3 separate regions of the Homo sapiens genome follow, and all the other regions are linked to region 3. The links are chromatin contacts, found by Hi-C or POLR2A ChIA-PET in ENCODE. All regions are on one chromosome and are shown on one strand. The core of a region is the stretch at or near the end of the contact, and the rest is flanking DNA. Distances in the headings are between cores, read along the strand shown.

The links. A loop is a pair of places that touch in the nucleus more often than their neighbours do. ChIA-PET counts read pairs that join two places held with the same protein, here RNA polymerase II (POLR2A). Pooled maps may share reads with other maps.
Region 1: a map of CD4-positive, alpha-beta memory T cell shows a loop between it and region 3 (15-fold over the local background). The contact joins the enhancer-like site here to the promoter of EIF2S3 in region 3. A Hi-C loop is called at or near these places in 1 of 168 maps with a recorded cell type or tissue (CD4-positive, alpha-beta memory T cell), 2 of 37 single-sample maps with no recorded cell type and 8 of 50 pooled maps. POLR2A ChIA-PET finds 5 or more read pairs at or near these places in 2 of 52 experiments (CD4-positive, alpha-beta T cell and HEK293).
Region 2: a loop to region 3 is called in a map of natural killer cell, with 19 times the contacts of the local background. The contact joins the promoter of ACOT9 here to the promoter of EIF2S3 in region 3. A Hi-C loop is called at or near these places in 10 of 168 maps with a recorded cell type or tissue (B cell, CD4-positive, alpha-beta memory T cell, CD8-positive, alpha-beta T cell and 7 more), 11 of 37 single-sample maps with no recorded cell type and 25 of 50 pooled maps. POLR2A ChIA-PET finds 5 or more read pairs at or near these places in 19 of 52 experiments (A549, B cell, CD4-positive, alpha-beta T cell and 14 more).

Annotation. Positions count from the first base shown.
Region 1 is chrX:24,478,286-24,482,205 of GRCh38, reverse strand. The region is part of intron 1 of PDK3 (pyruvate dehydrogenase kinase 3); the gene reads right to left. Among named protein-coding and RNA genes, the nearest start is that of PDK3, 15 kb to the right of the region's middle. Within about 2 kb of position 1,430, at least 16 of the 41 ENCODE cell types and tissues checked have a DNase peak (open chromatin) inside an H3K27ac peak, as active enhancers do; they include CD4-positive, alpha-beta T cell, where a contact is called at or near this core.
Region 2 is chrX:23,741,783-23,745,794 of GRCh38, reverse strand. ACOT9 (acyl-CoA thioesterase 9) reads left to right here and starts at 2,519. Exons shown (of 16, transcript NM_001037171.2): 1 at 2,519-2,670. The coding sequence starts at 2,651. RefSeq lists a silencer at 2,350-2,669 and an enhancer at 2,940-2,989.
Region 3 is chrX:24,052,557-24,056,405 of GRCh38, reverse strand. EIF2S3 (eukaryotic translation initiation factor 2 subunit gamma) reads right to left here and starts at 1,450. Exons shown (of 12, transcript NM_001415.4): 1 at 1,369-1,450; 2 at 728-791. The coding sequence starts at 1,437. RefSeq lists enhancers at 1,192-1,261, 1,282-1,831 and a silencer at 1,892-2,101.

The sequences.
Region 1 (3,920 bases), core at 181-2,680, 430 kb before region 3:
CCTCACTCTACCTGAATTTTAACCATGGCTTTGCCCCTAACTTTGCTTAGGTAAGAGACTTAAACTATCTAAGCTTTAGACTCTTCATCCAAGAAATGGAAACACTTAATGTGGACGCTGTGAGAATTACAGCTAACCACTATTGTGTTTAGCAGAGAGTGGCACACAAATGTAAGTTCCCTTGGCCTCATAAAAAGAATAATTTCTGGTTCCCTTTGGAAGAGGTGGCCAAGATGTTATACCAAAAACTAGCTGATGACTGGCATAGTCTCTTCCTTACTTGGGGCTTCTACTTTCTCATGTGTAAAATTGGGAAGATTACAGATGATCTCTGTATTAGTTTGTTCTCATGTGGCTAGAAAGAACTACCTGAGACTGAGTAACTTATGAAGGAAAGAGGTTTAATTGACTCACAGTCCACATGGATAGGGAGGCCTCAGGAAACTTACAATCATGGCAGAGGCGAAGGGGAAGCAAGCACATCTTCACATGGTGGCAGGAGAGAGAGAGAGCAAAGGGAGAAGTGCTACACACTTTTAAACAACCAGATCTCATGAGAACTCACTCGCTATCATGAGAACAGCAAGGGGGAAATCTGCCCCCATGATCCAATCACCTCCCACCAGGCCCCACCACCAACACTGAAAATCATAACTCAACATGAGATTTGGGTGGAGACACAGAGCCAAACCACATCAGTCTCTAAGCTCAAGTTCCCACTGAATTAGTCTAAGAGGATAAGATTTTTGTTTGTCTCTCTATACAGTTATTTATCATACACTAACCTTGCCTACTAATATAAATTCTAAGAAAACTCTGGAGAGCAGTGCTAGGAGTAAACAGCCAAGGAAAAAAGGTGGAAGTCAAGAAAAAGGGGCCAGGCGCGGTGGCTCACGCCTGTAATCCCAGCACTTTGGGAGGCCGAGGCGGGCAGATCACGAGGTCAGGAGATCGAGACCACGGTGAAACCCTGTCTCTACTAAAAATACAAAAAATTAGCCGCGTGCAGTGGCGGGCGCCTGCAGTCCCAGCTACTGGGGAGGCTGAGGCAGGAGAATGGCGTGAACCCGGAAGGCGGAGCTTGCAGTGAGCCAAGATCGCGCCACTCCACTCCAGCCTGGGCGACAGAGCAAGACTTTGTCAAAAAAAAAAAAAAGAAAAAGAAAAAGAGTATGCACATTTACATTTTGTTCTTCTCTTTGTGATCTCCATCCAGAAAGCCTCCAACAACATTTTGGATAAAGGACAATTGGGTTAACACCTTACCTGTTCCCAGAAACCACCCTTATTTCAAAAACCTTTAAGGGCGAGGTAGGGACAGCAGCAAAAAGATACCACAAAATTATATGATTCATCCTTCTGACTAGCATACGTAAATTTATGTATTTGTCCCAGCTTCTCATTTATCTATGAGCTCCTCAAAGGCAATGAATATGCCTTGGCAATTTCCCAATGCTTCTTAGTTTCCATTTCATTCCAAATCCAGAACTTTCAACTAATGCTGATGGACTCCAGAATGACTTCGGTGTTAACCTTTGGCATCTCACTCACAGACTCTATCCCCTAAAGTGGTTCATAGCTCTTGGGCAAAAATTTCACCAGCTCTAACACTGTGGTTTTAACTCTGGAAGAATATTATTACACAATCGCCTGGGTAACCCAAAAGCACCAGCACCTAGACTCCTACCCGCAGCAATTGATTTAATTGGTTTATGTAGGGAGCAGGTGTCACTCATTTCAGGCGCTCCCCAGACAATTCTCATGAGCAGCCAGGACTGAGAACCATGGACTAGCATCTAATCATAGAAAATTCAATGAGGGTAAACAAATCAAAGAACTCCTCAAGCCCAGACAATGGCTATTAAGCATCCCCAATTTTTTATTTACCCATGTACTGTTGTCTTTATTTTCACCTTTGAGTTTTATTTCAGCCTCTTGGGAAACTGATCACAAACATCTTTGTACTCTGTAAGAGACTTTTCAGTGTCAGCTCTTTTTTTCCCTTTCACTTTCAGATGATCTTAAATGGGGAAGATAAAAACTAAACAAACTCGAGAAGGAAACGGCTGTGCTTCAGGATGTGGTAATGCTTGGGAGGCGGTGACAATGCACTCGATGGTCCTTTCCTCCAGTTTGTTTTGCTCACACACTGCGCCCAATCCCTCACCTACTTTCTCTGCTATAAAGAGGTGGTAAGACGATCAGGCGGGCAGACATGTGGCTCTACTACCTATTATACGTGTGAGTCATCTTCTTACCCGCTCAGAACTTCAGTTTCCTAATTGGTAAAATGGGCATGGCTGTTGTGAGAATTAGATGATATCCTGTTTTAGTTGGTAAGTACTCAGTAAGTGCTAGTCGAATCTATTGAATCTTTTTCAGGTGCCATATAAAGTCCTTTTTTTTTTGTTTGTTTTTTTTGAGACGGAGTCTCACTCCATCGCCCAAGCTGGAGTGCAGTGGCGCGACCTCGGTTCACTGCAACCTCTGCCTCCCTGGTTCAAGCGATTCTCCTGCCTCAGCCTCCTAAGTTGCTGGGATTACAGGCACGTGCCACCGCCTGGCTAATTTTTTTTTGTATTTTATTAGAGATGGGGTTTCACCATGTTTGCCAGACTGGTCTCAAACTGCTGATCTCAGGTGATCTGCCTGCCTCGGCCTCCCAAAGTGTTGGGATTATAGGTGTGAGTCACTGTGCCCAGCCAAGAGTCCATTTTAATTTCCTTCTCCAATAGCTTCACTGAAGTCAAGCTCAGGTCAAAGAAACAGGAATAGGAGTATGTAGGCCAGAGATAACACGGTAGAGAATATGTAAGGAGCTCTAACAAAAGAAGCAGTACCCTGGCCATGAAGGGCAATTTCTAGAGAACAGGAGACTCCCTGAGACAAGCAGCTTCCTCCCAGAAGAGTCTATTACAAATAAAGTGCTCACATGAGCACATCACATGACCAATGCAGGAACAGTAATACAGCAATAACCACTTTGCTTTCTATTTAACAGCAGAATCAGGAGGAGAAATTAACCAAAGTTATACAAAATCCACAGGCTGGTATTAAGAAATATCTGCTAGCAAGCTTAAGGAAACATTATACCCTACTAGGACAGATCCAAGAAAAGGTTCAGATAGAAGCCTGAGTGTTCTCTGGTCTATGAAAATGTAACAATTGTGGGAAAATATATGTAAGTTACAAATTTCAAAAGGCCCTACTGTTTTCTGGCCAGCAACACATGGCAAAATATTTAACTTCATGGTATGGGAAAATGTTAGAGAGATGATAATTTCTTCCCAACAGTGAGACTATTATATACTGACCTCCATGCCCTGGTAAGAGAGAAAGCAACACTGGTACAACTCAAATGGTTAAGGAGAATCATAGATCAAGTCCAAGAATGAAAATAAAATCACAACTGTTTAGGTGACCCTTAGGGAAATAACATACCACTGAGTTAGAACCCTAAGTATTCAATTAGAGCGAATATAAATGCTGACCTGTGCAAATGTAATAGTTTACTACAATTTTTCTGCCATTCATTATGGCAAAAGGTTTAATCTCAGAGTTAAGATGAGGCAATGACCAGGAATGGGGTTCTCCTTGAGGGATATGAAGGACATCCACCATGGGTCACAATCAAACCCAGCTCTCCCACGAAGGCAAGTATAGCGTAAACTAGCCTTCCTGCCATAAAAGCGAAATAGGCTAACTGAAGATACTTCAGTGCTAGTTTTTCCTTTGTTTGTTTGTTTGTGACAGAGTCTCATTCTATCACCCAGGCTGGAGTGCAGTGGCACGATCTCGGCTCACTGCAACCTCCACCTCCCAGGTTCAAACGATTCTCCTGCCTCAGCCTCCTGAGTAGCTGGGACTACAGATATGAGCCACCACTCCCAGCTGATTTTTTGTATTGTATTGTATTTTTT
Region 2 (4,012 bases), core at 1,270-3,769, 310 kb after region 3:
CCTCTTTAACCTTCTAGTGGACATCTATGTGGTTGGCTGCTCCATACTCCTCTTCTTTTCTTTCTTTCTTTTTTTTTTTTTTTTTTTTTGAGATGGAGTCTCTTGCCCAGGCTGGAGTGCAGTGGCGCGATCTCAGCTCAGTGCAACCTTCGCCTCCCAGGTTCAAGCGATTCTCCTGCCTCAGCCTCCCGAGTAGCTGGGATTACAGGCGCCCACCACCACAGCCAGCTAATTTTTGTATCTTTAGTAGAGGCAGGGGTCTCACCATGTTGGCCAGCCCAGTATTGAATTCCTGACATCAGTTGATCCACTCGCCTCAGCCTCCCAAAGTTCTGGGATTACAGACGTGAGCCACCGCACCCGGCCTCGGTACTCCTTTTCTAAGAAGGTGCTCCGTATCCCCATCTGTACAGTTACTTACAGAAATAACCATGTTAGTAGATTGTGACCCAGTACCTGGCCATGAGTCTGGGTGAGGGGGTTCCTGGTAAGTCAGGGCAAGGGTTCCTTACCCTGATGCCACAGTTGGCTAGTCCAGGAGTGTGTACCTGATCCAAATTGGACCAATGAATCTCTTCTCAGAACTTTTTTGTATTTGGGCCGTAGAAATTTCAGTCAGTCTGTATGTGTGTGGCTGTGGTTGTAAGATGTAAAGTTCAGGAGCTTCTATTGCCATATGGAGAATGTCATTACATAGAGAGAAAAAAGAATGAAGCCAGTATGCAAAGGAAAGCAAAGATAAGCAATAGAGAGAAGGCATCTGCATGGCATTAAGTCCCTGGTTTCAGCTGTTCCAGCCAAAATCGATGGTGTTTATTATATTGATGAGAATGTGTCTTTATAATTTGGAAATTGACGGAAGGCGACTTGATTGCGGGAAAAACTATAAACTGTACCTACCTATTATACCATTTACAAAAAATTCTCTCTTGTACTTATTTTTTCTCCCTGAGCCTCCTATTGCTTCAAAGAAAAGTTCAAGTAAAAAGAAGAACAAAAATAGCATAATTCAATACAATATTTATTGCCCTCTGTGTTAGGTGTGGTAGAGTATAAAGAAATATGGCTGACCCAAAACCAACAAGACAATCACTGAAAAGTGACTTGTGAACAATGTGAACAATGTGACAAAAATGAAAAGACAATGTGAACAAAAATGAAGGAGAGATCCTTGTAGGCTAAAAGGGGAGTCTTCCAGATGTGAGATTGATAAAAGCAGGGAAAATTCAGTAGAAAGAGAAAGCCGAAGACCATGCTCCATGTGTAACTCATGAAGTGATTCAAAACAGAAAGCTAGCTTAATTCAAATCAATACATTTTTACTAAGTATGGGGTATTGCGAAAAAGCATATGGCCCTTGCCTTTTAGGAAATTGCCGTATTTAGAGGCAAAGCAAGACTTGCTTATATTCTCAAAAGATCCCCACTCGTTACCTTATTTCCCCTTTAAACCGCTTTACCATATTTGAGATCATGTTATTTGCTAACTTGTTTGTTGATTTGTTTTCCTTCCTTATCAAGAGGCAAGCCCCTTAAGGGCGGGGATTTTTGTCCTTTTTTCTTTTTGCAACCCCAACCTCTGCAATAGTGCCTGGCACAATGCAAACAGCTCAATAATAATTCGTTGAAAGAAATGGAGAATTAGATCGTAGGGTGAAATAATCTTAAACTCTCTGGCCTTGAATCTCTCTAGCTCGCCCAAGATATCAAACATTGGGGGTCAGGCCGAGAAGAGGAGAGGAACAATTTTTTCCTGTTAGGTCAGTGGTTTTTAGCCTTTGGTTACATTAGCATCACCTGGGGGCATCTTTAGACATCATCCCGAAGCCCAGACCGCACCCAGGACTAAACTAGAATCTCCAGCCAGTGGGTCTCAAGCATCAGTTTTTTGTTGTTTTTTTTTTGAGACATTGTCTCCTTCTGTCGCCCAAGCTGAAGTGTAGTGGTGCGATCTCGGCTCACCGCAACCTCCGCCTCCCAGGTTCAAGCGATACTCGTGCCTGTCCCCCGAGTAGCTGGGATTACAGGCGTCTGCCACCACGCCTGGCTAATTTTTGAATTTTTAGTAGAGACAGGGTTTCGCCATGTTGGCCAGGCTGGTCTTGAACTCCTGACCTCAGGTGATCTGCCCGCCTAGGCCTTCCAAAGTGCTGGAATTACAGGCGTGAGCCACCGCGCCCGGCCAAGTATCAGTATTTTGGAAAGTTGCCCAGGAGATTCCAATGTGCAGCCAAGGGGAAGAACAGACGGAGCCAAGGCGCGGGGATCAAGGATAAAGGAGACAAGCTCCACTAGGCAGAGCCGGGCCTCTTCTCGACGTCACGCCCTGGCGTTGCTGCGTGGTTCGTTTACTCAACCGAGAATAGGCCGGTCCTCGCTGTAGCAACACGACCCGCACAACTGATTGAGTGGGAAGCTCCGCAGAGGCGGACTCCAGCCTCCCGCCAATGAACGGGTAGGGTCCGCCCGGCACAGCGCGGCCACGCCCCCTGGACGCCGCGGTCCCGCCCCCGGACACCGCTGTCCGGCTCCCGGGCTGTCCTCAGCAAGGGCGCGGTCTGGTACTCGTGCGTCTTTTATCGCCTCAGTTTCCCTCCGCCGACTAGCGCGCGGGGCCCGGTTCTCCATCGCGCGCACGGCAGCCTAGCGCAATGAGGCGGGCAGCACTGCGGTAGGTGGCGGGGCGTGGAAGGGGCTGGCAGGGCGGTAGCCTGGGGTGCCATCGTCTTCCCCTAGAGCTTCGGGCTGGCCCCGGCGGAAGAAGTGGGCCACGCATGGGCATTTGGGCTCTATGATAAGGGGCGCTCGCCCACTGTACCTCCGACCGGACATAAGCCCGCCGGCCTTTGGTTGGGAGAACCTCGCCCCCACTTTGGCGACTTCTAGCACTGAGTTTGATATTAAAAGCAAAGCAGCACTTTTAAGGGAGGAAGTTGGGTGTTCCCTAAAATTCCTTTGGCCTTGCTCATCCGGGGTGTGGTTGGTAGCCGCGTCGGGGTAGCCCCTTGTCAGAAAGATAATATTTGGAGTTCTATGTTACCTCTAGCCCTTCATCTTCCTTTGGAGAACATTTTTAGGATTAAATGCTTGACCTACTTCGGCTCTTACTTAAGTTTGTTGTAACATTGGCAGAGATTACAGGGTACCTTTTGGCTCCCAGGACCCTAGGACTGTGCGTCTAGGACCCTGGTGCCAATTTGAACTTAACTTTAATGAGCCGCAAAGCCCTTATAAGAGGCTGGGTGCTTTGATTGGGCCACGTGGGTAAGGGAGGATGCCTTTTTGTATATGTAATCTTCCCAGCTGGCACAGTTAAGGCCTGAGGGCCTTAGACTCCAGAGCGTGTCTAGCTCTCCCTAATCCCTTTCACCCGAGCATGCCACCCTTTCCAAGTTTTCTGCCTGGCTGCATCCCAGGGGGCTCACACCTGCTCCAGTTTCTGAAGTTATCTCGCTGCCAGTGGGCCTGTCCCCCTGATGTGACTCATAGTGCTTTTGACTCACATTAACCCCATCAATTCTCTTGGGGGTCCTGGATATCTCTCTCTCTCTCTCTCTCCCTCTCTCTCTCTCTCTCTCTCTCACTCACTCACTGTTCCTGGGGACTTTGTTATCAGTTGTAAGGGTTCTGTCTTGTTTATAGTACTTAAAAACAAACAAAAAACCTTTGTTAAACTATTTGAAGGCAGACTGAAAGTCATTATGAGAGGGGCCACAGTTGACTTTAGCTTGCAATGTGAAAGGTCTTCTACAAAAGCTCCATGGTCTTGTTCAGGTGCTTTCTCTTATAACCCTGTGTTCCTTTCTTGAAAATTCTATTGAGGCCGGGTGTGGTGGTGCACGACTGCAGTCCCAGCGTTTTGGGATGCTGAGGTGGATGGATCACTTGAGGCCAGGAGTTCGAGACCAGCCTGGCCAACATGGTGAAACCCCGTCTCTATTAAAAATACAAAAATTAGCCGGGAGTGGTGGTGCATGTCTGTAGTCACAGCTACTTTTGGAGGCTGAGGCAGG
Region 3 (3,849 bases), core at 201-2,700:
ACTGGTATAGTCTTAGCATAGGTTGTTCGGAGGTTAGGTTATGCTCCAAGGTCACCTCAACCAAAATTTTTAATGCAGGGGCAGTAGTTCAAGGCCTGTAGGCTTATTTGGGCTTTGTTTGCATTAATAAATTAAAGCTCCAGACTGTAATACTGTAACTTTAATAGCCTCATGGTGGAGTCTTACTTTTTAACTAGGTTAAAAACTAGTCTTACTTTTTAACTTACTTCTGTACTTTTTAACTTACTTTCGTACAAACTGTGCTGTTTGTACAAACTCAAAATGTCCAAAATTTACACTCAGTCAACGTAACTTCTCCTCTAAAGTTCTAGGTGCCAATTAAGAAAAAAAACCTTCTATTTAATCACAGCTTGTACATCAAATAAAACTTTCATAAATTCTGCCCTTGAAATAATCCTGTGTGTCAAGTACAGCCACATTTTTCACCTCTTCCTTAAACTTCTGCTACATATGACTACATACTGCCTTATGCTATTAAACTTTTCTTATGTCTCCATTTTTTCTTCTTACCGAGTCTGTAAGCTACATGTGGGCAGCATTCTTTGTGCTCCCCCTGCACCGCAAATGTAGCAGATGCTTTATTCACAAGGACTCAGTATCTATTTCTTGAATATCTGAATCCTCATACTATTCAAGTAATCACACAAAAAGTGAGGTTAAAATTAATTGTTGGAGACCAAGGTTAGGTCTCTTAAGTTACTCTTACCTATGTTAATTGTGGCTTGTCTGCTGATAACTTCGTGTGAAAGTGGCGTCAACTTGGTAACATCCTGCAATGAAATATATTTTAAAACACTGCACGTAAAACAAATGAGAACTTTTCCTTTGACTTTACGTTTGCTATCTACATCTTGCCACCATCTGCACAGCTTTCCACTACTTCTAAAGCTCCTTTTCCCTATCAGTAACTTTGTACTCCTATGGCTGGGAAGCTGTTAAGAGCCCTTCATCATTACACAACAGACTACACCTCCACTCAACTATTAGGGGATATCTGGAAGTCAGAGATCCCCCCAATCTTGGGAACATTAGCACTAAAAGTAATGCAGACAGGACACCCCCTTCCCAGACGTTCAGAGGCTGAAACCATGACAATCAACATCAAGACTTTCCAGCCGAACCCTCCAGAAGCTAGAAGTCCCACGACCGTACACGCCTGCGCCCAGATCGTGGACTGGCCTGGGTACAGGCGGCGCGAGCATGGCTTAGGGCGCCCAGTTCCAGGTCTCCCTCCTGACCCAGGCTCCTGACCCATGCTCCCGACACTGACTAGTCCCAATACCACCGGGAGGCTCGGTCACCTCCACTCCTGAGCTCACTCTGCATCCTCCCCAAGCAAAACCTCACCAAGGTGGTGAGATCCTGACGCGAAAGATGCGGCTGCCCTAGAGTCACTCCAGCTTCTCCGCCCGCCATGTTGCCAAAAGAGGAAGGAAATCACCCCGGCTGCCGCCTGATCATCTGCAGGGGTCCTAGTGCGGGGCGGGGAAGCGGAGACGGGAAGGCCGAGTAGGGGCTCAGGATGGCCGGTGCAGCAGCGGCCTCACTGCTTGGACATCTCTCCGCTTGAATCTGCACAGTGCCTGTCGGTAGGCTGAGTGGAAAACACGGTGCGAAGTTGCTGGAGCTATTCGTCGCAGACCTGGTAGATATTTGTGCAGGCAATACTGAGGGCAGCCACCAAACCCCCGCCCCGCCGGCCCGTGCGAGGCGGGTGATGCAACCCGGCGCGCGCGCTGGCCTGGGAGAGACCATTTCCGTTTCCTGTGGAGTTTCCCGAAACCTGGGAATCAGCTAGGGTGTGGGAACAGAGAAGAGGGAGTGTCCTCCCCGCCCTTTTTTTTTTTTTTTTTTGAATACCGATTTCTGTAATTTAATAAAGCGAGATCGGCTCGGGGTCGGCGCCCACCTATGACGGGGCTCTTGGCTGGGAGAAGGCCGCGTGCTGAGCCCCGGCGGGAGGTGGGGCGGGCGCCCCCGCGCGGAAGTTTGGTGAAGGGCTCAGAGGGGCAGGGCTAGCAAAATCAAAGTCCCCAGCTTGTTCCCAGAGAGCGATTTCTAGGGCCCGGGAGGTGGGCCTTGGTGACGTTAGATTGCGTTCCCAGTGAATATAGCTAGGTGTCGTAAGAGCGTCTGAAGTTCGCTGGTTTGTGTGTGTGTGTTTTGTTTTTTTTTTTCTTAAAGAAGCAGATCCAAAAAAACCTCGATTACCGATAAATCGGTATTTTAAAATTTAAAGAATTTTGAGACCTTAACCCACTTTTCGTCGTGTTGAAAAGCAGTTGAGTGATTTGTTTTTCTCCTTGCATTTCTATACAAATTTTATCATAAACAGCTATTTCCTTTTTTGTTTGCAATAAATTTATTTCCATAAAAACTTGTTAGACAGCTATTATGCAAAAGTATAGTAAAGAGAAGTGAAAAGATAATATGAAAGCCACAATGACGAATACTGAGAAGCCAAGCTCACTTTAGAATACTTGTAAGTAGTCATCAAGTTAGCTTATTTAGGAAATAAATATTATGAGGCCGGGCGCGGTGGCTCACGCCTGTAATCCCAGCACTTTGGGAGGCTGAGGCGGGTGGATCACGAGGTCAGGAATTCGAGACCAGCCTGGCCAATATGGTGAAACTCCGTCTCTACTAAAAATACAAAAAAAAAAAAAAATTAGCCGCCCGTGGTGGCGGGCGCCTGTAGTCCCAGCTACTCCGGAGGCTGAGGCAGGAGAATGGCGTGAACCCGGAAGGCGGAGCTTGCCGTGAGCTGAGATCGCGCCAACCGCACTCCAGCCTGGGTGACAGAGCGAGACTCCGTCTCAAAATATATATATATTATAAATGAAAAAAATGAGGGAAATTAGGGAAAATGAGGGGCAATATGAGAAGTGAAGAAAGGAATTCATTAAGGTGATAATTGCTACCTCTCTTTTTTTTCCCCCCGACTTTTAAGTTCAGGGGTGCATGCGCAGGATATGCAGGTTTGTTACATAGGTAAACTGTGTGCCATGGTGGTTTGCTGCGCAGATCATCCCATCACCTAGGTATTAAGCCCAGCATCCATTAGCTGTTCTTCCTGATGCTCTCTCTCCTCCCACCCCCAGCCGTCAGACAGCCCCCAGTGTGTGTTGTTCCCCCGCATGTGTCCATGTGTTCTCACCACTCAGCTCCCACTTATAAGTGGTAACATGCGGTATTTGGTTTTCTGCTCCTGCGTTACTTTGCTGAGAATAATGGCTTTCGGCTCCATCCATGTCCCTGCAAAGGATATGATGTTGTTCCTTTTTATGGCTGCATGGTATTCCATGGTGTGTATGTACCACATTTTGTTTATCCAGTCTATCATTGATGAGCATTTGGGTTGATTCCACGTCTTTGCTATTGTGAATAGTGCTGCAGTGAGCATATGTGTGCATGTATCTTTATAACAGAATGGTTTATATTTTAGAGGCTATATACCCAGTAATGAGATTGCTTGGTCTAATGGTATTTCGGCCTCTAGGGCTTTGAGGAATTGCCACTCTGTCTTCCACAATGGTTGAACTAATTTACACCCCCACAAATAGTGTAAGAGCGTTCCTTTTTCTCCACAACCTCGCCAGCATCTTTTGTTTTTTGACTTTTTAACAATCACCATTCTGACTAGTGTGAGGTGGTATCTCATGTGGTTTTGATTTGCATTTCTCGAATTATCAGTGATATTGAGCTTTTTTCCGTGTTTGTTGGCCGCATGTATGCCTTCTTTTGAGAAGTGTCTGTTCATGTCCTTTCCCCACTTTTTAATGGAGTTGTTTTTTATAAACAGCTATTTTAAACCAGAAAAAAAATGTA